Regions from separate parts of the Homo sapiens genome. Here regions 2 and 3 are each linked to region 1. A link is an interaction called in ENCODE POLR2A ChIA-PET data of the cell type or tissue named here. Cell type or tissue: A673. All regions are shown on one strand.

Region 1 (4,000 bases):
AATGCTAATGATGCCTAACATAATTGATGATTGCATACAAACACTGTGGTAATCAAAGGGGATTAGACATGTAGTCAAATGTTCCTCTGCCACCAGGGATAGACGGGGTCTCATGGTACCTGGGTGACCATGTGAGAAATGTGATGCCTCACCAGGGAAATGAAAAGGTGCTGAGATGAAGAGAAGAGCATGTGCAGAACTCCAAAAACCCAGGGGAATATTCTAGAATATCCAATATAAATTATTAGACCTAGGATGTGTGCAGAGGCAAAATTAGTAGGAAAAAAAAACTCTCTTAACATTTCTATCTGGTTTGTTCTCAAACTGAAATATTTGTGTGGGAGGGAAAATGTTTGTTTTTCTATTTAGAAAGAAGACTTTGATCTACTAAGTACCCTAAAGGGCATAAAGGCTTTCTCTGTCCATGAGAAACAAAATCTCATTAGAAGATGGAATAACATAAAGGAGAGTATAGTATCCATTTCATTTTTATGGCCTTGGAGAAAAAAACCCATCAAGTTAAAGCTGCTTTTATGCTGCACACTCACATGTTGACAGCTGAGTCTGAAGAATTTACACTGTGGGAAAACACAGGCATTGTCCACAGCTCTGTACTTCATCTCTGAAAATGTGTAGTTCATTTGAGAATTCAGTTATCAGTCTCTCAGCACTAAACGTGAGAACTGATTTTTCCAAATTAGCACAAAGGTTACATCTGACAGGGTGCAAAAAACAGAACTGCTGCAAGATGGAAGATACAGATATGTTTGGGATAGAACCAAGGGACTCTGAATCACAAGCCTTGTGAAATTAAATACCATTACAGAATAAAATTGAAAACAATGTTTACACATTCATGCATAAAATAAATGAGTTTTGAGGCATCAGCATAGACTATACAATCATACGTGTTCCAGAATTAACACATTGCTTTGCAAAGTAGTTTTTAAAGGTCTTCAGGAATATTAAAATTAATTTCAGCATAGGACTTTATTTTTCTCAAATCAGTTCAACTCTTTTGGAAGAATCAGTTCACCTATTTTAGATGACTTTTAATTTTTGTTCCTGGTAAGGAAAAGCAAACAACCAAACAGTTCTCTAAAATTGTAACTTGAAATATCTTGATTTTTTAAAATGGAGTTTCACTACTTTCATAATTAGAAAATTTATATGATAATGCCAATAAATGTTTAAATTCAGTTTTAGCAGGAAAATTTAGGAATGAATAACACTTTCAGATTAAGAAACTTCAGACAATGGAGTCTGTTGTGTATTTTACATTTTAACATGTAATAACGTTCTTAAAACATCTTCATTAGTTACGATAAACCCTAATTTAGGGTTTCTAAATGTTATAACAATGTTTTATTTCAGAAAATATACTGCTAGGGGTTTGGCATGATGTACCAGTATTTTTTTCTTGTACTACATAAATTCTCTCAGTATTATATGATTTCAAATTTCAATTCCAATTTCAGCTTAATGTGGAAATAAAGTAAAATTGTTCTGTGTATATTTATAGTAAGGAAACAAATAAGTTTATGCTGCTGTTATCATAATGATATCTTAACATTTAGTATGAAAATACTACTACCTAGTTATTGTCCATATTAACCATTCATTAGAGCAGTTTATTTTTCTAGCTCACATTTATTTTTCTTATTTGATGGAGACTGTTTTCCAATATTGTTTATGTCTTGGAGTAATAGTGGGATGATACATGATTTGGAAGAAAGACTATCTTTAGAATGAGGCAGGGTTTCACTTTACTTTGGCCCTTACATTAATAAAATGAACAGAGGTACTACCTATCTCCTATAGTTGTTGTGGAAAAACGACCACATATTAATGTATAAAAAACACTGAGCAAGTTCTTGGTATGTAGTAAGCACTTAATAAATGCTAATTATCTGAGTATCCTTTATCCCACTTCTGTTGGGTGGAGCACGCTTAGGAAGCTTGGCCTGACTCACTCTGTGAGTGATTATATTTGAGTCAGGGTGAAAGGGCAGCCAGAGTCGGGTTTAATATATGAAACCACATGGATCCCAAGGCCTGGGGAACACAAACAGACCTAATTACAATGCCTGGAGTGTGACGCCTTCCCACTCATTTCAGGAAGACCTGTTTTCTTTTAGTGGAATTTCCTAAAAGGATCGTGCCTGTAGATAGACTAACTCACTTGCTCTTTTTCTGTAATTGAAATGGTATGCAAGTCATCACTTCACTTCCTCTCACTTGTAATATTCATACCCTGATGGCCTGCCCTTATTGGAATCAGCGTAGCTTCCTCTGTGGTCATGTACTAGGATATTTCGTACTCTCTTAAGATTCAAATTTCTCCACAACATGCGCTTTTAGAAAACTAGACCCAGTGATGAAACATATGACTGCAAATAAACTATGAATACGCAAGTTAACATTACACGTTACCAGATACCCAATCTCAAATCACTTGTACACTTGTACAGCTCTTTTAATACACTATTTCGATCTTACTATCTTTGGAGACATAAAAAACGTCAGAGTATCCAATTGCATTTTCTTTAATAACTAAAACAGATCATCTAGTTTTGCATAAAGTCAGACTTAACGATGATGTCATTTTTGATTATTTCTTTGGCTTAAGCAAGTTATAGTATTTTGCTGACCTTTGGGGAAAAAGCCCTCTATAAGCCTGTTTTATGGTTATTTGAGCAGATGAGTGTTAGAGAAGCTGAGTGATCATTCAGTTAAAACAACAGCAACAACAAAGGTCCTCTTAGTTTTTATAGTCAATGAAAGAAGAAAACAAGAATGCAGTATTTTAAAACGTTTGAATTATGTATTCTATGAGTAAGTAGTGTATGCATTAGCTAGCAATTCTGGAGTATCAATGTATAAAGTCACAGAAATAAAATGAGAATACTTAAGGTATTTTCTTGAAATTATGCTGAAAATTCAAATATGCAAACTTTAGAATAATAGTTATGTCTATACCTAAACACAACTTAGTAGTTTTGTTTCCTCAAGAATCTATTACTCAGAAACATTTTCGTCCCAACAAATAATGCACAGCCATTATAAATGTATCTTTTTAAACAATAAATATACACCATGAAATTATTCTACTCTCTAAATAATAATACATTTAATCAAATCACTAAATACATCTTTTTTTCATAAAGAACTAAAAGTTACCAAAATATACCATCACTTGATATCCTTTATCAAGGACATACTTTCTCTGTCACTTTTTGTCTAAGGAACATAAAGACTTTTAGCAAGTTTTTTGAAATTACTAATAAGGAAATATGAATAAAGCTTTGGAATAAAAATTAACTCATTAATGGCAATATATTTGAAAACTGGTTTTATTTTTTCCGGGCTTCTAAGAAAAGTGACCTGAATAAAATTGTTCACATTTTCCATTTGAATTTTTTTAATGTTGGGCTAAAACATACAACTCTCAGATGTGGCATATAGGCAGAAAATTTTGAATTTCTTACTTTGAAATTAACAGTTGATGAGAGTAGGAATCTAAGATTTAGAAGTATTATTATATTTTCTCAAGGTAATCCTGCTTTTTAAATGAAAGTTGATCAAAAAATGAGACAATATATTGGACAATTCTTTATATCAAAGGCAGCTTCCTTTTTCCTCTTGTTTTTTACATTTTTTTCTCTCTTGTCTCACCATCAGTTTAATGAATACACAGCCTGTCTATACCAATTTCCTCTTCTAGAGTCACTACATTCAAAGCTTGGTGGGTCTCAATAGGGATTTACTGCTGACTGGGTAATCTGGGTTCCTGTGTGCAGTGACATCAAGCAAGAGATTTACCAAGAGAAGTGGATGCCATGACAATGCATGTAACCATGGTGTGACCGGCCTCCCTGACATGGCTCTCAAAAGCTTTCCCTCTGTGAAAACAGAAGCCTGTTTGCAAATTAATTAGTTTCTGGCGGCAGCTTGATTGTTGACCCAGAGTTTGTAGAGTGGAAAAACAATCAGATTAGTG
Region 2 (4,000 bases), 160 kb before region 1:
ATGCCACTGCACTCCAGCCTGGGCGACAGAGCCAGATTCTGTCTCAAAAAAAAAAAAAAAAAAAATGCCATCTTGGTTTCTACAATAAACTAAGATTTTAAAAATTCACCAGAGTAAAATTGGCTTATTTTACTTTCTTTCTTAATGCTTTTAAAGTATATATTTATTATGGAGGTATTAACATTTAAATAAATCAGAATGGGAAGAATGCCATAGTGTCAATCATGTAATTTTTATGAAATTATTCTGAAATTGTATGAGGGAAAGGCAATATGATCTAGCTGCTGGGGTTGCAAACAGCCCGTCACTGTTAGATAGCTGAAGTGCCACATCCTGCATCTTGTTAAATGTAACTCAATCATCTCTATTTCTAAAAGAAGGGTCTTTATTTTCATCCTGGCACTCTAGTTTTAAAGTAGACTGAAGCCTAAGTTTGTTTAAAGCTACAACATGCTTATTCATATAAAATAATTAGTGACATTCGAACCACTTTCTGATAGACTCAGTTTAGTAAGAGACTAAGTGGCTTTCCACATTTATTGAATTCACATTTGAAAGTACTGTTGAATACATTTGAAACAGTATTTTTGAGGGACTACAATAGGAATGAACTTTCAAAATTCTGGATAGTGTTATAAAACATGATTCTTTAAAGTCTACTGAATATATCACACTACTTATAGCTAATAAATCTAGGAATTTTGCCATGGATTGACACTTATGCATAGGAATTGTAATTCTATTCAGATTGTGGCAATTATATTTTCATGCTTAACTTTATACTGTTTCTAGACTTCTGGAAATTATTATGAAAAAATAAATATGGACATGAATTGTTTTATAAATTTAGATATCTGTAAGAATTCATCTTATGAATTTAAATGATATTTTTGTCAGTGTCTATTTGCAGATCTGAGAAACTGTTAAAAGATAGTTGCATAACTGTAATCATTGCCATGTTTTTGCCAAGGTATTTTAACAATGATACCAAAAGTAAAGAGAGAATGTTCCTGTTGAAACTATTATAGTAAAAATTCCACCAGAATGGAAAATTAACTTATTTACCAGCCAATCAGGATTCCCTAGTGTTCTGAAAACAGCATGAAACAAAACTTGTTGAGTAGTTAAAATAGTAAAGAGTGCTATTGACCTATGAGATGTAATGACTTGAAATATAAATAGTAGCAGGAGATATTCCCATAATAATTGTACAGGTGTTTCACCTGTTGACCTTAACTTCTCTGCTTCCTAAAGTTAACTATGACACTTATCTGGGAAAATAATTTGCTCTGAAATGTAAATACTCACTAACTCATGCAGTTTGTGACTTAGGTTATTAAAACTCACTCACATGTTGAGGATTTAGTACTAGTAATGGGTCTTCTAATAATTTAAGGCTTGATTTACCATAAAAGATACGATTCTTTCTGTGCAAGCCACAAAAGATGGAGGATCTCAAATGCACATCTGGCCAAGTGAGTCACCAGCAATTTGTGAAGTGGTGAAACGTTGCTCTCTTTCAATTTGCAGCTGCCTACAGTTGCAGGGCTGATTAGCAAAGGCAACCTCATACTTGTTAGTCTAAGTCATGGTTTCTCTGCTTACTACTGCCCTCTCCAATCTTCACATTTTAATACACATGATCTGATTCTTCATGGTCAAACCTACTGCGTTTGATATATAAATTTAGCACATTTAAAATGTATCATGTAATACTTAAAGGGCAACTTTTCAAACCATAAAATTAATAAGAGCCTAGATCCTCCTCTCTTTCATTTAGCCTTTGTGGTACCTATGGCAAGTGATTCTCAAGAAGTTGCCTCCTGTTTCTCCTAAAGGGCATTTCGGAGTCACTAATTTTTCTCCCCAGTATCTACATGATATTCTCATGCCCCATGTTCAATTCTGATGCCCAGAAGCTTACCCAAACTCTTTGACTGCAAAATCCGACTCCACAGTGTCAGGGAATGTGGGATCCTCGATGTCCTTGTATTTGGCAATAAAAAAATATATCCCATTTGACAGCCATGATGGGAAAAGGGGGTGATCAACTGCTTTCTAGACAAATAAACTGACATTTATATTATATTGCTACAAATTATGATCTTATGACTTAAATCCAGATGTTCTGTCTTATATAATACATGAATTTTCACAATTGTGGTGCTTTATTTCTTGAGAGTTTCACAGCCATCGTTCTTAATTTTTAAATTAAAAAAATAGAATATTACCATTGGGAGACACTACACATTTAGAAACACTGTAGAATACTCATTTTGATTATTATCTATATGAGTAACATACTGTGATAGTCCGCCGGCTATAGTAAATCTGAAGAGGAGTCTTTAATCTCAAAAGAGATATATAATTGTATAAAAGTTAATAACAATGAAATTTCCTATGTTTTGAAGGAGAAACTAAACATATTTTGTTTTGTGAACTATAATGTAGTTATTTTAGCAGCATTTTAGAATTCTCTCTAATGCCATGGCCTACACTCCAATACATGCTTAACATAAAAGCATGAACAACTAGTGCAATTATATCTACAAAGAGGCCAGGTGTTGTGGCTCACTCCTGTAATCCCAGCACTTTGGGAGGCTGGGGCGGTTGGATCACCTGCGGTCAGGAGTTCGAGACCAGACTGACTAACTTAGTGAACCCCCTCCCTACTAAAATTTAAAAAATTAGTTAGGTGTGGTGGCACACACCTGTAATCCCTGCTACTTGGGAGGCTGAGGCAGGAGAATTGCCTAAACCTGGGAGACAGAGGTTGCAGTGAGCCGAGATTGTGTCATTGCACTCCAGCCTGGGCAACAAGAGTGAAACTCTATCTCAGAAAAAAAAAAAAAAAAAAAATATATATATATATATATATATATACACACACACAAAGAAATACTTTCTACAAAACTGTTAAAACTAGGAGATTTCTGAACATAATATTTTAATTAGTATACATTTCCCTTGACTAATTAATTAATCCATTAATTAATAGGATAGGCTTTATTCTGTGCCAAATTCTATGCTGAGCATTAAAAATAAAATAAGAAAAAAAAAGGCTTCTCTTCCCTTTGAATTTAGAGTCCACTGAGGAAATGTGATACAAAGCAATAGGAACTATAATAGATAAATGCACTCAACACCGTAGAAACATAGGAAGAAGGAGCTCCTAGAATACTTGCAAAATATTGTGATGTATTATGCAAGGCTTTTTCAAAAATATATAAAGTAATCCTATATACTGAGTCCCTAATGCAAAATCTTATATCCTGAGTCCCTAATGCAAACTGTAGGCAGATTAGCTTTAGGGGAATACAATAGCCCTTAATCATGAGTAATCCAACAAAATATGTAGACAATCTGTCATCAGCTAGAGTCTTCTAGAAGAATAGAGAAGATATTACTAGAAGGGATGAAAAACAACACAGGAATTAATGAAATGAGTATAACAGTATAGATGTATTAAAAAATTAAGCACATTATGCCAAAATAGATACAGAAAGATTTATAGATGGTTTATATAACTTGGGGCAGGGAAAAAAGAGATAAATTGGCATTAGGACATTCATGACTAGGAATATACATCTGTATCCTAAAAAAATAACCTGTGATTAGTTTTGTAAGTCACAAAGACTGGCGCCTAAACATATCTCAAAATTTTGTTGAATGAATGGATAAATATAAAGGAAACAATGCAAGGTATGTGATAAGTAAAATGTTTTCAATGGTTACCAGTTTTGAGGGTAGAGAAAGAGTATATTTGAAATTATTTCTCTGGAAACAAATTAAGTGCGCTGGATTGCACACTGTGGCAAGCACCTACCAAGTCATGTCAACAGCCCAAGAAAGAGACTACCACATTAACTTGGTTTGTTCAATTTCAGTTTTCCTATTTCCATAAGTGATTGCAATTTTGATTTAACAGAATAGAAAGAGGCTTCACAGCATCAGTAAATGTGCAGTGAATATTTAATAGATGAAATTAGACCACTAAAAT
Region 3 (4,000 bases), 72 kb before region 1:
TAAACTTGGTCATGAAAAAAAGAAAGAAAAGGAAAAGAGTATACGTGTGAAATATGCCACAGGCACTTGCATTTGAATAAGTGATACATCAGTGTCTATGTCACAAACACTAAACTTGATTAGGGTCTTCAATTATTATAAGATGTATTAAGATAATATTTTATATTATAACTATAAAACAGACTTCAGTACTTTGGACATTAAAGACTCCAACAAAAATTAATTTTTGATATTAGGCAAGATGGGGTAGAAAGGAGGTAGATGTGAATGAAATCAAGCATTCCTCTAAAATATGGGCTCAGTTTTTCTGTCTTTCCCTAAGGCTACATCTCACATGCAATTAAAGATGCAGTTCATCTCTCTTTTATGTGTAATGATTTCTGTTATGGTAAAGGCATGTATGTTAGAATTAAATATGCCAAATAATTTTGTCCACAATAAATTCCTTTACATTGTAACTCTCCTTACTTCATGTAAACCAATGACTTGGTTGCATTAAGGCATGAACACTAAATATTCAGCACCTTGCATAAAATTGGAAACCACAGAATATCATTTTTGAAATCAGGGTGAGGATTGTGAGTACTTCATAATTTTCCTGGTTCGGTAGGAAACATATTTATGTAGATTTCCCAGAATATTTTTAATTGTCTGCATTTATTGCAATATGAGGTGAAGAAAGGTTATGCTAGGTACATATAATGGACCACAATCAAATCATGCAAATGAATGGCACACATCCTGATGAATCAGAGTGATAGTATAATATAAAAGAAAACATAAGCCTAAAAATAGATATCATAAGCTTCTATGGTCCACACAGAATTTCAAAGTGAATTTTTTGAACTCCTTTAAATAAAAGAAAATCACAGCAGTCAGCTTTTGCTAATAGCATGGTCTATAGTGCCTAGTGTATAATCATTTTGAACATGTTTGAAGGTTTCAAGTAATTTGAAAGAAAAATGTTTATAGAGTCTTGAACAATATTTCTAGGACTTCAAAACAAATAGTCAATCTGGAGGGGAAAGAGCAGTCAAATTGGGCACTTAACTGAAATGAGCATTTAAGTAAAATAATTTGGGAGCCTTGTACAGAGAGTCTTCATTTAGTTTAATCATATAATTCAAGCCACTTTAAAAGTTGTTTTTCAGTTATCATAGGTTTAATGGTGATATAGTTCAATTATTATGAATATGCCTACATACCAAAATAACTGGCTATATATAATGGTAACTTTGTTGTGTTAGTTGAGTCAGTATTATTTCAAATCTCTAAAAAATATAAAAGCATTGATGTGGAAAGTTCAGTTCATTTTATTATGGCATATTCTAAATACTGAAGGTAAAAATGCCTCCCAAAATGGACAGAACTGCCTATTCATCACTTAAAAAGATGAGTGTTAAAAAATTCCAAGTCACAAATTCAACATTAGAAGGCTAATATTATAATTATAACATGGTTTATATTTTAGTTTTATTAGATAAGCCTCTTTGGAGAAGAGATTTCTAACCTCCTTTAGTGAATAGTGAAGTATTAAACACAATTATGGATGATCGGATTACAGCTGTAATAGCACAATGTTAAAAGAAAAAAAAAGACTAAACATTATTGCCAGATAAGTGTGGAAAAGCTTAAATAGAGGAAGGGATAAAGTGAGTGACAGGAACAATCTCACGGATTACTGCTTTGGCACGAAGATTCCAGTATTCAGCTAGCTTGCCAGATAAATTGACCAGAGAAAAAGAAAGTCAACAGATTAACTTCAGGAATTAAGCTTATTAATGGGTTTTCAGGCAGAAATGTATCCACCCATCATGATAGGAAAAGGTTTCCTTTGCTTTCCCAGCTGCTAGATTATGCACCAAAATATTTCTACACAAACTATCGATGGGATAGAAGCATTTTTTTTCTTCTTTTTACAGGAATTCTCACTGACCTGAGTCAATGTTATATGCTACCCATTCATTTTGGACTGATTTATAGTTGAGCCAGAACAAGTTGTTTGATTTAATCATGAACTGAATATATTTGAATAGAGATTGTTCACGTTCACAAGTCTTCTCTTCTTTTCTCTTCGCTTACTTAGAGTAAAATTTAACTGCTCCATCCAGAATTTAAGAACATGCAAGGAGGTAATTGGAATTGGAGGTAAATCATATTCTTTTGTAGAAAGTATAATTATCGGAAGTTAGTTAAAAACACCTCAATTCTGTTTAATTTTCATGCATGGAGCAGTTGTTTTGACAGATGGATGGACTTTATTTTTGTAACCGTCCAGGAAAAGTCTGCGTAACACAGTCTAATCAGTGCTTCATATCTGCAATGTTTGTTTTTGAATCACTGTGCTTTTGGCTCCTGTATCTTTTTCTAGGGGTAGACATTTTCTTCTAAATTTATTTCTCCAGGTAATATCTTTATACATAATTCCTCTATCCATTTGATCTGAAAAGACAAGAGGCCCTTAAAAAAATAAGGGTAAGTGGTTTGTCACTAAGGGTGATGAATCATTACTCCTCAGGTGTGGCCTTGGATTTTACTGGTTTATAACTGCCCTTACTTTTATTTCTAGCTAACAATCTATAACACTGTTGCTCTGGGGAACATTTCAGTAAAATAAGAGGTCAATATGGTTGCCTGACTCTTGGGAAGCCAACTGCCAACTTGTTGCTAAACTTGTCTGTGTTCATCAACTTAAATTCCAAAAAGGATCAAGGTTTGAAAAATGAATTCATTTTGAACTGATTCCACTCTCTTTATTACATTGTAAATCCTCCAGTGCTGAGCAAAGCAGTGCAGTAGTTTAAGGCCAAAAAGTACATTACATTCTGAGTTTTAAGAATCGTCATGGTTCAAGAAAAGGTCAGAAACACTCTTCTTCTGTCTCCCTAGAGCAGAAATGTGTGAAGTGTGTTTCCTTTTTCTGCCACACTTCCTTCTTTTTTAGAGGAATGTCCAAGCTGCTTCCAAATAAAATGAATATCCTGTTTTGGAACACTCGAAAACCTTGGCAGCAACAAGCTAGAGAATGAAGGCAAATGAATGACAGGATTGATACTCTTTTATGTAGGTTTTCTGTTAAGAACAAATCCTTACTAACAATGTCTCTGTCAAATTTTTGCTTCTTCTCTGTCCAGTTCTTTTAATGCACTTTCCTCCTCCATTGTTTTCGATGAGTCTCCTCTCAACTATTTTTAACCAAATTTGAAAGTATTTCCTTCCATTCCTTTGTTTCATTTCAAGCATCTTTATATCCTCTAAGCCCAAGAAATTTCTCTCCCTTCTATTTGCATCAACCTTCACTTCCAAAATAATATTGAGCTTGCCCCCAGGGCATGGTAACAGTACAACCTGCTGCCAACTGGGAGAGTTCAGTGGGGAAATGAAGGGAATCATTCCAGGCCTTAGGCCAATAGGGTGAGTCTAGTTGCTTTGTAACACAGACAGATTCCCGTTATCAGCACTCTAGGTAGAACCCTTTGCCAGGTTTCACAGCTTTGGTCCTGTGATTGATTTTGTTCCAACAGCTCTGTAGGGGAATTGTTGTCATATTATAGTGGTTCCTCTTTAGTAGTTAATAGAGAACAAATTAAAATTATGATATTCAGTGGAGCCCAATTTCATAGTTAGCAAGAACCTTGAGAGTTTTTCAGTCATTAATTACAATCTGCTAGTTTCCTTGGAAGGACAGATGTAGTCACTATAAATTGCTAGTCAGTTATTCAATCTATAAGAGATAAAGAGCCCACAAATTCTGGGACATTATGATTCATAACAGTTGCAGAGGTGACATGAACCTTTGTTTTGTTCACAAGTCTTCTTACTGGTAAAATATGTTTTTCCTTTTTTATTAGGGAGAAGTAAGTTCACTGTCATATTTCTAAGGAGGCACTTAGGTGATACTGACAGGACTGAAAAATTGGGGTTTGTGGAAAAAATTGCATGCATATCTTTAAAGGCATGGCATGCAGACTGAAATCTTGTTCTTTTCTAGAATGAAAAA

The links. ChIA-PET counts read pairs that join two places held together with the same protein. Peaks named below come from ENCODE experiments on the same cell type or tissue, not always from the same donor. Only the 100,000 strongest peaks of a DNase experiment are listed, where the experiment ranks them.
Region 2: POLR2A ChIA-PET joins it to region 1 with 6 read pairs; 4 of 35 experiments call an interaction of 5 or more read pairs at or near these places.
Region 3: POLR2A ChIA-PET joins it to region 1 with 5 read pairs; 3 of 35 experiments call an interaction of 5 or more read pairs at or near these places.

The regions. Positions count from the first base shown.
Region 1 is chr7:84,040,467-84,044,466 of GRCh38, reverse strand. All of the region lies in intron 6 of SEMA3A (semaphorin 3A), which reads left to right. Among named protein-coding and RNA genes, the nearest start is that of SEMA3A, 150 kb to the left of the region's middle. In A673, no CTCF peak of the experiment used is centred here; DNase peaks (open chromatin) are centred at 2,156, 2,616 and 3,786; H3K4me3 peaks cover 604 bases; H3K27ac peaks cover 3,569 bases.
Region 2 is chr7:84,202,386-84,206,385 of GRCh38, reverse strand. It overlaps a transcript of SEMA3A not described here. Among named protein-coding and RNA genes, the nearest start is that of SEMA3A, 9.6 kb to the right of the region's middle. RefSeq lists an enhancer at 1-380. In A673, no CTCF peak of the experiment used is centred here; a DNase peak (open chromatin) is centred at 1,505.
Region 3 is chr7:84,112,368-84,116,367 of GRCh38, reverse strand. All of the region lies in intron 3 of SEMA3A (semaphorin 3A), which reads left to right. Among named protein-coding and RNA genes, the nearest start is that of SEMA3A, 80 kb to the left of the region's middle. In A673, no CTCF peak of the experiment used is centred here; a DNase peak (open chromatin) is centred at 1,667.